Regions from separate parts of the Homo sapiens genome. Here region 1 is linked to region 2. Evidence: read pairs that join two places in POLR2A ChIA-PET (ENCODE). Cell type or tissue: Panc1. All regions are shown on one strand. Links, peaks and the distances in the headings refer to the core of each region. The heading gives the core; the rest is flanking DNA.

The links. Peaks named below come from ENCODE experiments on the same cell type or tissue, not always from the same donor. Only the 100,000 strongest peaks of a DNase experiment are listed, where the experiment ranks them.
Region 1: POLR2A ChIA-PET joins it to region 2 with 5 read pairs; 3 of 35 experiments call an interaction of 5 or more read pairs at or near these places.

What each region holds. Positions count from the first base shown.
Region 1 is chr14:55,354,435-55,359,434 of GRCh38, reverse strand. It overlaps a transcript of FBXO34 not described here. Among named protein-coding and RNA genes, the nearest start is that of ATG14, 55 kb to the left of the region's middle. RefSeq lists an enhancer at 4,803-4,892. In Panc1, for the core only: CTCF peaks have their summits at 4,422 and 4,624 (motif pointing right); a DNase peak (open chromatin) is centred at 4,604.
Region 2 is chr14:55,115,781-55,124,036 of GRCh38, reverse strand. It overlaps LOC124903319, which reads right to left and starts at 1,187. Exons shown (of 3, transcript XM_047432036.1): 1 at 838-1,187; 2 at 1-82. The coding sequence starts at 982. In Panc1, for the core only: no CTCF peak of the experiment used is centred there; no DNase peak of the experiment used is centred there; H3K27ac peaks cover 1,514 bases.

The sequences.
Region 1 (5,000 bases), core at 1-5,000, 240 kb before region 2:
AAACATAACTTGTATATGCACCAGAAAATTCATGACTTGCTTTATTGCAGTGGTCTGGAACTGTTGGATGGAACGAATTTTATCTAGAGCCTGGTGAACAGCTTCCCAGGTGTGCATTTAGGGCCTCCTAGGGATCATCAAGTTTTAGGAAATAGGTTTCCTTCTTCCACAGGCATGGAGAAGGAAGGAAATTTTGCACTGGCCTTTGGGAAGCTGAAGAAGAGCTGGGGGGAGGCTTGTTCTGACAAAATAGTGACTCTCTCCCTGCTTGAAATGTCCCACAGAAGGCTGTTTCTGGTTCACATTTGCCCCTCTAGGTCCACTCCCTCCCCTTCATCCTGCTCACTGCCAGAGAGACTATGCTGGGAGTGGTGCATCGGTGGTCTCCAGGCCCTTTGAGGCTCAAGGTGTTCATTCCCTGGCTCCTTCCCTGCCATGTCTTTGTTCCTTCCTCCCTCCTTCCCATCCCAGCAACCACCCTCCTCCTTCCACCAGACCTGGGAACCATCATCCCAACCACAATCACCCCGTGGTTCTATTACACGTGTCAGTAGTTCTCAACCCCACCTGCAACTGGAATCACCTGGGAGCTCCCACCCCCAGTGGTTGATTTAATAGGTCTAGGGTGTGCCCTGAGCATTGAGAATTTTAAAAGCTCCACAGTTGATTCTAATGTGCAGCCACTACCCTGCCCACTACTACCCCACCCACTACTACCCCCAACCAGGCAGCTGGGGCCTCTGCACCAGCTCCTGCACATTAGTAGGGCCAATCCTTTGGCCTTCCTGCCCTGCGCCTCTTCATGGGCAAGGAGTTTGAAGGATCAAGGGGGCAGGCACTGTTCCAGAATCTTTGTTCTCCTTATAAACCATTACCTAGGTTCCCAGAACCTCAGGACCTCCAGCCCTTCCCCAGCTTTGTCCTCCAGACAGATCCCTTCGTCCTGAGAAGTGGCTGAGGCGTGGCTCAGTACAGAGGGTGGGAGGATGCTGGAGGGGATGTGCTGCAGGAGGGCTCTCTGTGTTCCTGCCATGGGCCCTGCAAATACTGGGAAGGGCTTGTCCCTATATCTACACCCTTATAATAAATCCTTGAATTTACTCATTTCAAGTGTGCAGCAGTTTCCTTTCAAGACCCTGCATGGAGCACAGACTTAGAAATCTGAGGGGCCTAAAGCCAAGACCACTGGCCGTGGAAAAGGAAAAGTTCACGAGAGGTCCCAGCTTAGGCACTAGGGCAGCCAAGTCATCTCTGCTTAGGAGAGAAAATAAGGGCTGGTAGAGAAAGGGTATTGCTCAAGACAGGCCACACACCCTGTAGCAGAATCATGCTGCGTTGTCTGTATAGGGGAGGATTGGTGAGGAAGGGCAGAGTGAAGGCCAACAGTTCGGTCCCAGAATAGGGAAGGGTGGGTGGGCCAGGCCTGGCTCCAACCCTACCCTTGAACCAGACTGCAAACACTCAAGTTATGCAAATAGATTATCCAGCCTCACAGTGGAGAGGGAACAGATACAATTAAATACAACCTTGCTTTCCATTTTACTCATGTTTGGCAACTAATTGATTTTTTATTTTTTATTTAACTAATTGATTTTTAGTTTTTTAAGAACTTTATCAACATCTTCATATTTTTTGAGACAGGGTCACCCAAGCTGCAGTGCAGTGATGCAATCATGGCTCACTGCAGCCAACTTCCTAGGCTCAAGCTGTCCTCCTGCATCAGCCTCCTGAATAGCAGGGGCTACAGGTGTGTGCCACCATGCCTCACTCATTTATTTTTTGTACAACGACAGAGTCTCACTTTCCTACCCAGCCTGGTCTCAAACTCCTGAGCTTAATGATTTTTCCACCTTGGCCTCCTAAAGTGCTCGGATTACAGGCATGAGCCCTTCATACTTCTTAATAAACAGATCTGAGACTTCAGTACCAGTATGTAAAGGAAAAGTCCACCTTAATTCAAAAAGAATGAGAGGGGGGTCCCAAAAGGAGTTTGTTCTGAGGCCTGTTCTCTGCTCACTGAAGGATGCTTGGCTGAGGGGGCCTCTGGGAGAAAGGGTAAAAGGTTTTGTTCTGCTTTGCAGATAGAGGAACATCACCTCTTACATGGGCTGCTGCCACATAAGGGACTGCCATCTCTGCTTCCATTTCAGTTCTTCCCAGACACTGGCTCTGCTCCCCTAAAACTGTTAAGGTCAAACCAACCACCTGGAATGGTGATGCTACCTTACTGTGCTTTTCCTCACATCAGTTTGGTATAAATGCACTGGATGTTACCCAAGGGTTTATAACCACCAATGTTTGCTCTTCCCAAGAGGTTGTGCAAACATCAGCTATGGCCACAAATGACAGGCAGGAAATGACATGTATGTCAGTTGAGACTGCACATCTCCCACACAGGTACCTTGACCAACTCACAAAGATTGCAACACTAGCTTTTTTGAGGAAAAACGGGGATAAAAGCAATCAGATTCCCAGCCTGGGCAACGTGGCAAAACTGTCTCCACAAAAAAATACAAAAATTAGCCAGGCATAGTGACATGCAGCTGTAGTTGCAGCTACTCGGAAGACTGAGGCAGGAGAATCACTTGAGCCCAAGAGGTTGAAGCTGCAATGAGTCGAGATCATGCCACTGCACTCCAGCCTAAGCGAGAGACCCCCATCTCAAAAAAACAGAAACAGCCAGGCACGGTGGCTCACGCCTGTAATCCCAGCACTTTGGGAGGCTGAGGTGGGCAGATCACAAGGTCAGGAGTTCAAGACCAGCCTGGCCAATATGGTGAAACCCCATCTCTAGTAAAAATAAAAAAATAAAAAAATCAGCTGGGCCCACGTGGTGGCGCATGCCTGTAGTCCCAGCTACTCGGGAGGCTAAGGCAGAAGAATCACTTGAACCCAGCAGGCTGAGGTTGCAGTGAGCTGAGATCGCACCACCGCACTCCAGTCTGGGCGACAGAGCAAGACTCCATCTCAAAACAAACAAACCAACCCCAGAAACAATCAGATTCCCCAAGTGTCAGACACTGCACAGTAGAGAATGCCTTTAAACGAGGCATACCCGACATACAGCTAGATAACATCAGCTCTCATTGGTTTAGTCGGTGGTGTACACAAAAGAAGGGCTCGCAGTGTGCAGGCTAATTTCATGTTTTTGTATCAGGCTGTAGATAAAGGAGGACAAACAGCCAGTCTGCTGAGTGAAGAAGGAACGGAGCTATGGAAAATACCTGGGAACACTCACATAAAAACAGTGCCCCAAGCTGGTCCAAAAAGGTTGGCACGAAGGTACTGACAAGTCCAAGTTAGAAGCGGTGATTGGACAAAGCCCAGGAAGGGAACCTCTAGGTCATAACATAACCACCGGCTCAGAGCCTGCTGCTAGGGGAGCTACTACTGGTGCTAACAGAACTGAGGTTATACCAGATGCACAATGAGAGGTACCGAGCAAACCCCACATAGCTGCAGTGGGAGTTTCCACCAAGGATGCTCCCATGAGACCAGCTATGGCCAGAGGACAAGGTCCTCCAAGACCCCTTTACCTCCCTGTCAGGTTTCTCATACTAAACAGAAAATTATGGTATGGCCCAGAGCAGTCAGGTCCTGGAGGCACTCCTCACATTAAAATGGTCACTCGAGAGGAATGCACACATTTTACAGAGTGTGTTGTGTGAGGCACTGTGGGCGATGCCCTCTGAGTTGAGTGCAGTGGGTGGGCAAGCTCCACAGTGGTCCCTCGGTATCTGCAGATGCTCAAGTCTCTGATGGAAAATGGCTTAGTATTTGCATATAACCAATGCATAGCCTCCCATCTACTTTAAATCACCTCTAGATTGCTTATAATACCTAATGTAAACAGTTGTTATGCTTGTATTGTTTAGGGAATAATGACAAGAAAAAAAGTGTGTATGTTCAGTACAAACACAATGTTTTTTTCTGAGTATTTTAAATCTGAGGCTGGTTGAATCTGCGATGCAGAACCTACAGATGGGGAGGGCCAAAGATACGGTGACAGACAAGAAGAGGGGCATGTGGTGGCAGATGTGCAGAGGGCGCTGAAAGGCACCCAGCCAAGCAGGGGCATAGGGTTGGGTTCCAAAAGAGGTATCTCCTAAGCACAGAGCCACCAACGTGCTTAGGGTTTGAACAGTCCTCTCGTATGTCTGTTTTAACCTGGAGTCATTTAAGAGAGCCTAAAAAAGCAAATGTTACTCTTACCTGAGCCCCTCCTTAGCTTTCAATTCACTCCTTCCTTGGGTCTGGACCATCCACTGGGCAGGGGAGAGGTGAACCACTCCAGGAATAGGAGCAGCAGCTCCCTGACTCCTCCTCTAGTTTCCCTGGTTCTGGTTTTTGCTTCAGATGATCAAGTAAGGGCTTGAAGTAGGAGGTAGGAGAGAAAAAAACTAAGCCAGGTGTACTGAGTCCCTGAAGAAAAGCTGAGGGGGGAGGTTTTCTCTTTTTTGGTGGGGGCAGGGGTGCAGTGGGGAGAGGCTAGGGTGCTGGTGCCCACACTGACACACTATCATGTCCTTTCTTGAATTCTGTGATCCTACAGCAATGCAGGAAAGCAGGTAGTGCGGCACACTACTGGAGACATTTTAAAAGCCTGCTGTTTTCACCAGCTTGGCACTAGGGGGCCCTGAAGAACAGCATCTTTCACCTAAGAGGAAAGCTACACTTGCCTAGAAATGAAGCCCTGGGAGGGGGTGTCCTCTGATGCCACCTGCTAATCCTCCACCTTTCATGCAGACAGCACCGGGAACCAGGTCCTGCCACATAGTTCAAAACAGATAACCGGCGATTTCTGAGGGACCCAAGTACTGCATGCCAACTGGGGCTGGGACATACTTACTGTGCCCTCTGCTCTTGGTCACTTTAACCCCTCACGCAGTCACAGCTTTGTGTCCCACATGAAAACCAGATCAAGAGTGGCTGATCTGTGAAAACCAACCAAGAGAGTTGTTTATCCAGTGTCCAGGCTGGGCCAGTGTAGAGCCATAGTC
Region 2 (8,256 bases), core at 1-5,000:
CATGTCAGCCTGGGAGCCAAGCACATTCTGCCATGATAAAGGAAGAGTAGAGCAAGCCGGTCTGCAGAGATGAGTTGAGAAGCTGTACAGAGGGAAGGGACAAGACAGAGAGAGTCCTGCAGTATTTAAATTCCTGAGGCCTGGTCTCACATCTGCATTTGGATTTTGTGTATTGCTCTTGCCCCCACACCCTTCCTCTTTTTTTCCTCAGATTCTGAATCCAAGGAATCCAACCCCAACTTCCCCCAACACTTTTTTTTTTTTTTTTTTGGAGACAGGGTCTCACTCTGTTGCCCAGGCTGGAGTGCAGTGGCGTGATCATGGCTCACTTCAGCCTTGACTTCCTGGGCTCAAGTGAATCTCCCATCTCTGCCTCCCACGTAGCTGGAACTACAAGCGCGTGCCACCATGCCGGGTTAATTTTTGTATTTTTTGTAGAGATGAGGTTTCGCCATGTTTTCCAGGCTGGTCTTGAACTCCTGGGCTCAAGCAATCCATCCACCTCAGCCTCCCAAAGTGCTGAGACTGCAGGCGTGAGCCACCGCGTCCGGCCCACCTCCCCTTTTCGCATCCTTTTTCTGCTCAGGCTTGCTGACGCTTGTCTCTGTCACTTGCCACCAAGGGGCCCTCATACAGAATATAGACCCAAATGGGGCCTCACTGGAGGCCACCTGACTGTGGAGGGCTGGGTCCTGTGTGTGTGCTGGTGGAGACGTGAGCCAGAGAGAGCTGGCTTTCAGTGTTGTCACCATGGTTACTGCTATTTGACTCATGTTGTAGGATTTCCCCACTGAATCCCACACTGCCCACCCACTGATTCCCACACTGCTGGCTTACAACTCAGGGGGAAGTCTTTCCTGGGAAGCTGGGGTTGGGCTGCACCTTCCCTGCGAGGCAGCTCATCCTGGCCCACTGTCAGCTCAGATTTGCCCGGATCCACCATGTTCTGGCCTCCACCTGTGGCATTCTCCAGGACTGTCATCCTGCCTCCTACCTGTCCCTCTGCAGATTCTGTCCTCTTTTCTCTACACCAAAGTCATACTCTTTTTCTCCCCAAGAACAATAGACTTGCTTATATGGATTTCCCCCAGCCTTTTACTAAAACTGGAATAGTCAAAATCCTCTCTGGGCGCTGCCAGCCTGTTATGTTACAGAGAGCAGAGGGAGGAGGCCAGGGCCGCTATTGATAAGCGTCGCCTGCAATGAAGTGGGAGTGTTCACAGTGCAAACTGACCCATGAGGCTTGCCAGGGCTGTGGCAGGGTGGGGTGGAACAGGACTGACAGGCTCCTGTTTCTTCCAGATCTGCACATTGGCAACGTGCCATGAATATTTTCAATATGTCTGCTAGCCAGCAACCATAAATATCTCTGTGGAATGAGCTGGGGAGATCTAGTTTGTGCAGAAAATCAGGGAACGTGGAGGAGGATTTGCCCCTCTCTGCACTTTTGAAGGGCGTGCCATGTGCTTCTGCCAAGGGCAGAACCAAGGTTGCAAACTTCACAGAGAAGCTAAGAGACGTGTAGTTAGGTCTGGCTGTTTACTATAAACTGTGGAAGTCTATTGACTACAAATGCACAATCTAAATCATAGCAAGAGCATGAGGCAGGTAGTTTTCAGAAAAGAGCTAATTCTTTCTCATCCAGGTTGCAAGTCAGAGCTCTCCAAATGCCTCGTTATCATTAGCAGCAATCATGAAATCCTCAGCACTACTGGCCCCTGGTCCTTTGAGAGTAAAGGTCAGAGGTCTTACAATTGAGTAAGAAGTTTCTGTTTGTTCTATACCTAGCATAGAATTACAGATGGGGGAGGAACTAGGCCATATAGGCCATAAAAAGTGCAATTTATGTTTATAGAGATGAGAATGAGCACGATTACATTTAAGTTAACAAAAGCCCTTTCTAGGGGCAAAGGAAAAGTCAGAGCTGGGTAACTGATTCCTGGAGATGTACTGGTATTCAAGAAAGAATTTACCTGCTATGGAGATAGTATTCCAGGAGGTAAACTTTTGTTTATTATCTCCCTTGGAGATAAACAAGTTTCCACTATAACCATTATTAGCACCCAGTGCTCGTTCTGTCTCTGCTGCCAATTCATTCATTCATTCAGTTATTTAACATGTCATCATTCACACATTATCATATCTACTGTCCTCCAGACTTCTGCTCTGGTAGAAGTAGAGGACACAGGCTGGGCACGGTGGCTCATGCCTGTAATGCCAGCATTTTGGGAGGCCGAGGCGGGCGGATCACAAGGTCAGGAATTCGAGGCCAGCCTGGCCAACATGGTGAAACCCTGTCTCTACTAAAAATACAAAAAAAAAAAAAAAAATAGCCAGGCGTGGTAACAAGTGCCTGTAGTCCCAGCTACTAGGGAGGCTGAGGCAGGAGAATCCCTTGAACCTGGGAGACAGAGTTTGCAGTGAGCCAAGATCACGCCACTGCAGCCTGGCAACAGATCGAGAGTCCGTCTCAAAAAAAAAAAAAAAAAAGAAGTAGAGGACACAAAAGTAGGAAAGACATGTTCCCTGCCCCCAAGGATCCCCCAACTGTTGGATCAGACACACACATGAACAACTAACCCCAGTACAATGCAATAACTGCTGGAGTAGAGGAATATTACCCGTGCTATGGAAGGACAACGCGAGGAACACTTCATTCTTCCTGAGAGTTGGGAAAGGTGGGGCAGGCCCGTGGAAACAGCCTGATCAAAGCCAATGAGGATTAGGGTGCGGGTGTGGTAGCAATAAGACTGAACATTGACATTCGGTTTATCATATGCCTGCAGATATTCTGGGCATTTTCTATACTTTAACTCATTTAATGCTCACAACAAACCTATAAGGTAGATCTTCTCATTTTGCTGCTGAGAAAACAGAGTCACAGAGAGTCAAATAACTTAATCAGGGTCACACAACTGGTAAGTGTCAGATTTGGGGTTTGAAACCAGGCAGGAAGGCCTCGAGTCCATGCTGTGAACCACAATGCCCTACTACCTGATCCGGGAGCACATGGGACGTTTGGAGGAAGGGAGGGGTGCTGTAGTCACATTCGCAATGGCCTTTAATGCCATGTGCTTTAACCCAGTAGGAGAAATTTGCCCTAGAGGGATAATGCAAGGGCTGGGTGGGGAAGGGGAAGAGAGACAGAAAGGAGAAGACCAAGAGAGGTTATTGCAACACTCTTAAGAGAGAACCCAGGGCAGTGGCGATGGGACCCGGAGGAGCTTATCTCCATTTGCTTACTGGTGAAGTTTGCAGCCAGATGGCAAATGCCTGGCATGCCTTCCACCACCCAAGGCAGAGGTGATAACAAATCACGCTACTTTTTCTTGCTGAGGTCAGATGCTGCCTCAGAATCTTTCTCAACACAGTGCTCCAGGCAGCCACTTGCCAATCAGTCACAGCTGGTACATTAGATGAAACCTATTTGTCATCTCTCATTGTGACAGACATTTTCAGGTGAACACAATGGCAGACAGAATGTCCCAATAAGGTGAAAAAAAAAATGTAGTCACAGATAACTTGGAAGTTTCTGCTATGGGTCCCTGAATGGAAAGCCATGCTGTGGATGGTGACGGAGAACAGAGAAAGACTGGGTTGGGAGGGAAAACCATGAGGTTTGTTTTGCACATCTTCAGATTTGAAGTCCAACAGGGCATTCAAGAATAATGGCTGACATGAAAACATGGGTCTGAGCTCAGGAGAAACTCAAATTGGAGGTGTAGGGGAGAGTGCCATTGAAGGCTTGAAACTCAGTGCCATCTCCCAGAATGGACAGAAGACAGAACAGGGCCAAGACTGGAACCTGGGGAACACCAGTCCCTATGTGGTGTAAGGAGAAAGAAGAGAGGCTTGTCTGATGGGGGAAGAACTTTTCCAGGTGGAGGCAGTCAGGGCGTTAGACACAGTGGAGAGATCAGGAGCCACAGTGAAGGCTGCGGTGAGGATTCAGTAATGGCGAGGCCTTTGTGGCCAGTCCTGAGACAGAATTTCCAGTAGGTTGGAGAAAGCCAGTGGGTACCAACTTACATGGTTTGTTGGCTAAAAAGAAGGTGAGGAAGGTAAGACTATTTGGAGGCAGGGTTAAAAGGGGAAACCAGAGCATGTTGCTGATTGGGAGGAAGGATCAGGTGAACAGGTTAAGGCTGCAGTTGCAGAGGGACAAGAAGGTTAGGAAGGAATGAGTTAAGAACAAGCAGGATTTCTCCTTGGAAAGAATAGGATTTGTCAGAGTGTCATTTCATATTTATTGGTATGATTCTTACCACTTAATAATAGGGCTCTGTCCTTTTTTGGTCACTCTTTTATCCCCAGTGCCTAGCAAAATACCAGGCACTAAATGAATACATGCCAAATAAAGTGAATAAATGCCAGAACATCTCTTTTTCCTAGATATGAAGGAGTCACCAGCGTCGATGTTCTATTTATTTAGAGACAGGGTCTTTCTCGGTGGCCCAGGCTGGAGTGCGGTGGTGTAATCATAGCTCACTGCAGCCTCAAACTCCTGTGCACCACTTTGCCCAGTCTGCCAATGTCCTTGATGGCAGGAGATGGAGAAAATCACCTTTAGTTGGTGAGAAAGAGGGTGGTGGGAACAGGAGTGAAGGAACTGCTATAGTCATGATCAAATTCCCCAGAATTCATATAAAAGCTACACCAGAATTTTCATTCTTAAAGGCAAAGTAAGGAAGGGAAGGCCATGGTCATTATTTCCTTTAGAAAGACACACTAGAAGTCATGTGACAGGATTTCTGAAGCTCAGTAATTAATAATAGACAGGTACTTCCATTATAATTTTCTCTTCTTTCAAGAGCTAATACCCAAGATAAACACAAAGTAACTAGCCATAATTTCTAGCATTTCTCCTGGGCGGGGTGGAAGCTTCCTAAGATAAATATGTTAAGAGATGTGCTACTTTTTCAAATGCAAGTGTGAACTGGTCTGAAGAAAAAAATGTTCCTTCCACTTGTGTCTTTTTTCCCCTTGAGACTTAAAATTTTTTTAATGTTTTTTCCTTTGCTACAAGCCTGTAAGGAAACAAAATAACATAGCTGTGTGCCAGGAAACACGATAGTGACAGCTACGTCATCACATTCATGCATCTTTGTAATTAAGATGAAATTGATGTGAAAAAAAAGTATTTTTATTCCTTTAGCAATATTAGAGACTCTGTTATTTTGCCTGCTCCTTCTTATCGGCTTTTTGGGATGGGTAGGCATTTTTACACATGAAGAATTTCTGGGTTACCAAGTTCTTTAGAGAGCTCCCTCTAACTGCATCACTCCCTGTTCCTCAGCGTCCCTTCACATTTTCAGCTGTCAGTGAACCCTGGGGCAGGAATCAATCCACCACCAAGGACACAGAACAGGCCACAGGGCTCAGATCTTCTACTACCAGAAGAAATGGAAGCCCTTTTCTTCTTAAGTGTTGTCAGGGAAGTGCTAACTCCTTAACTCTCTCAAAACAAATTTGAAATTCTTAGAGAAAAGGTCTTAGTAAGGAAATCCAGCAAGGTTTTGCCTCAGACTTCGGTTGGCCTTGTGGGAGGCCCCAGTTTGGGTCCCCCCGAAACACCAAGCTGTAGAAGAAGCAGATTCCAAAGAAATGAGTCCCTCATATCCATTGTTTCCTAAAACCAAAATCTGGTAAATCTATTCGTATTGTGGGTTAGGTCTCTTTGTTGTTTTAAAAAAAGGGCGCTGGCAGTTCCTCATATTATCACAATGGAAATCAGATCATGTGCTTCTGTGTTTGGACATCACGGCACCTCCTATTCCTGACTCTGTGGCTTTAGAGGAGTTTATCATGTGGCCAAGCAAAAGAGGTTCCCTGGGGAATCCCTTCTTTCCCTATTGCTACAGATGAGCATGTCCAAGCATATACATAGAGGGTGTTCCCCACAGTTCTAATGCATGTGGGGAAACCATAGATATAACTTAAGCCAAATAGCATGGTTTACTGTCGGCTGGGCAGGAAAGGCTTTCCCAACCTAGAAGAGTTGCCTCAGACCACAACAGAGTCCTGCATCTGAGTGTGAGCCTCTCAGGGCAGATCAAAGCTCCAGGCTCAATTTGAAGTCAAAGGGAGTCTCCTCCGTGGTTGCGCAGGAGGTGGATAGTCTGGCATTAGTCTAAGACACACGTAATAAACCACAGTTCAGCCCTCTGAGCATCATGACATGGCAAGGGAGCTGATGGGGGATGGGGACAAGGGACCAGCCATGGGTGGGGATAGATCCAGTCACCATATCCATAAAGGGCCTCAAATATGGGCTTTTGAGCTATCTGAAAGTGAGGTTATGAACTCAGACGCAGAGGTATACCTACAGGAGGGAAAGGCAATATTCATTATACAATTTTAATTTTAAAAATAAACATTAAAATAAACCACAATTTAAAAATGTTGTTTAGCCCTTTGTACTTTAAAAAAAAAGTTTTTTGAGATGGAATCTTGCTCTGTTGCCCAGGCTGAAGTACAGTGGCGTGATCTTGGCTCATTGCAACCTCTGCCTCCCAGGTTCAAGTGATTCTCCTGCCTCAGCCTCCCAAGTAGCTGGGATTACAGGCATGTGCCACCATGCCCGGCTATTTTTTTTAATTTTTATTTTTAGTAGAGATGGGGTTTCACCATGTTGGCCAGGCTGGTCTTGAACTCCTGACCTCAAGTGATCCACCCACCCCAGCCTCCCAAAGTGCTGGCAGTACAGGCATGAGCTACCGTGCCCGGCCCATTTGTACTTTTTTTTTTTTTTTTTTTAGTATACCTTGTGCCTCAAAAGTGGAATGGGCCAGCCTTCCCTCTGCTTCTGGGTTAGCAAAGGAGCTTTTAGTGAGTGTTAATGAATAAGCAGGACTTATGGATTCTGAATAACCGATGCTCATGGAGAGATTACCAAGGGAAAGTGTTTTACACCCTTTTCCTGGCAGTCAAATGTTCCCTGTTCACCCCAAGAGTATGCTGCTCCAAACAGACCCCAGCCAGCTTCCCCCACCTGTTTCAGGGCTGCCGAAATGACAGTGGGAGCCACACAGATGCAGCAGCTCCAGCCCAGGACTCAGCTTTCTCCTGACACTGCTCCTTGAATGGACGCACTCAGCAACTGAGCCCCTTGACACGTTGGTGGGAGGGACTGGAACGTTTATGGCATATCTGGAGTGCATGAAAAGAAAAATAACAGTGCTGGTTTTGTAACCATGGGACCGGATCAAACCAATTAACCATTGCCTAAGTTGTTACAGCAACAGCTGAACAGCTGTTAGGGTGTTCAGCCTCACCTTCGACCATGTCACACAGTCAAAATTGCCCTGGTACGTGCCATGGGAAGAGTTTAGCCTCCTCATTGTTAGCACCACCTGCATAGCAGACTGGCTGCCATGGGGGACTGGGACTAGTTAGAAATGCCACAAAAGTTTGACCCAACCACCCAGATCCCGGCGACAGAGTTGAATGTTGCCTCCTGTGTCCTTGCCAGTCAACTGGTGATAAGGTTTTTTCTTATCTCAAAAGCCATTGCCACAGTATTGGCTTCTACAACCCTTGCTTGGTAACAGTTTCTTCTGCACCAGAAGGAAGCAAGTCTCATGACTCTTCATAGGTAATGTTTCACCACAGTACTGAGTTCTCACTGCTCCTCAAGGGCTCTGGGATGAAAGACAACAGCACAGTAATGCTGCTGGCTTGCCAGTTCACACTGGCACCAGTTGTTGAAGCTGCGTATCAAGGCTTTCATCTAGAAATGCATTTAGGTTAATGAAATCAGAATATTAACATAACCGGCCACAGAGCTCTAGTATTTAGAAGACAGTTCAGGCCCAGGACACAAAAAAAGTCACCCATGAAGACAGAGAAGCAAACAGTGTTATCCATGGGATGATAACGACGATAATCCCTTTGCAATTCTACCCAACAAAAACCTGTCAAGGCCTGCTCTGTGCAAGCACTGTGCTAGGTCCCAGGAGGAGAGAGAATTTGCATCTGTGCCTTAGAGACCTTGGTGGTAGTTTGGTATCATTCAGAGTTTAGGTTTTGGTGCCAGATGGATGACAAGCAATGGGTTCCATAGAGTACTTTCTTCTTCTTCTTCTTTTTTTTTTTTTTTTTAGTATACTTTAAGTCCTAGGGTACATGTGCACAACGTGCAGGTTTGTTACACATTTACGCATGTGCCATGTTGGTTTGCTGCACCCATTAATTCATCATTTACATTAGGTATTTCTCCTAATGCTATCCCTCCCCCCTCCCCCCCCCCCCAGAGAG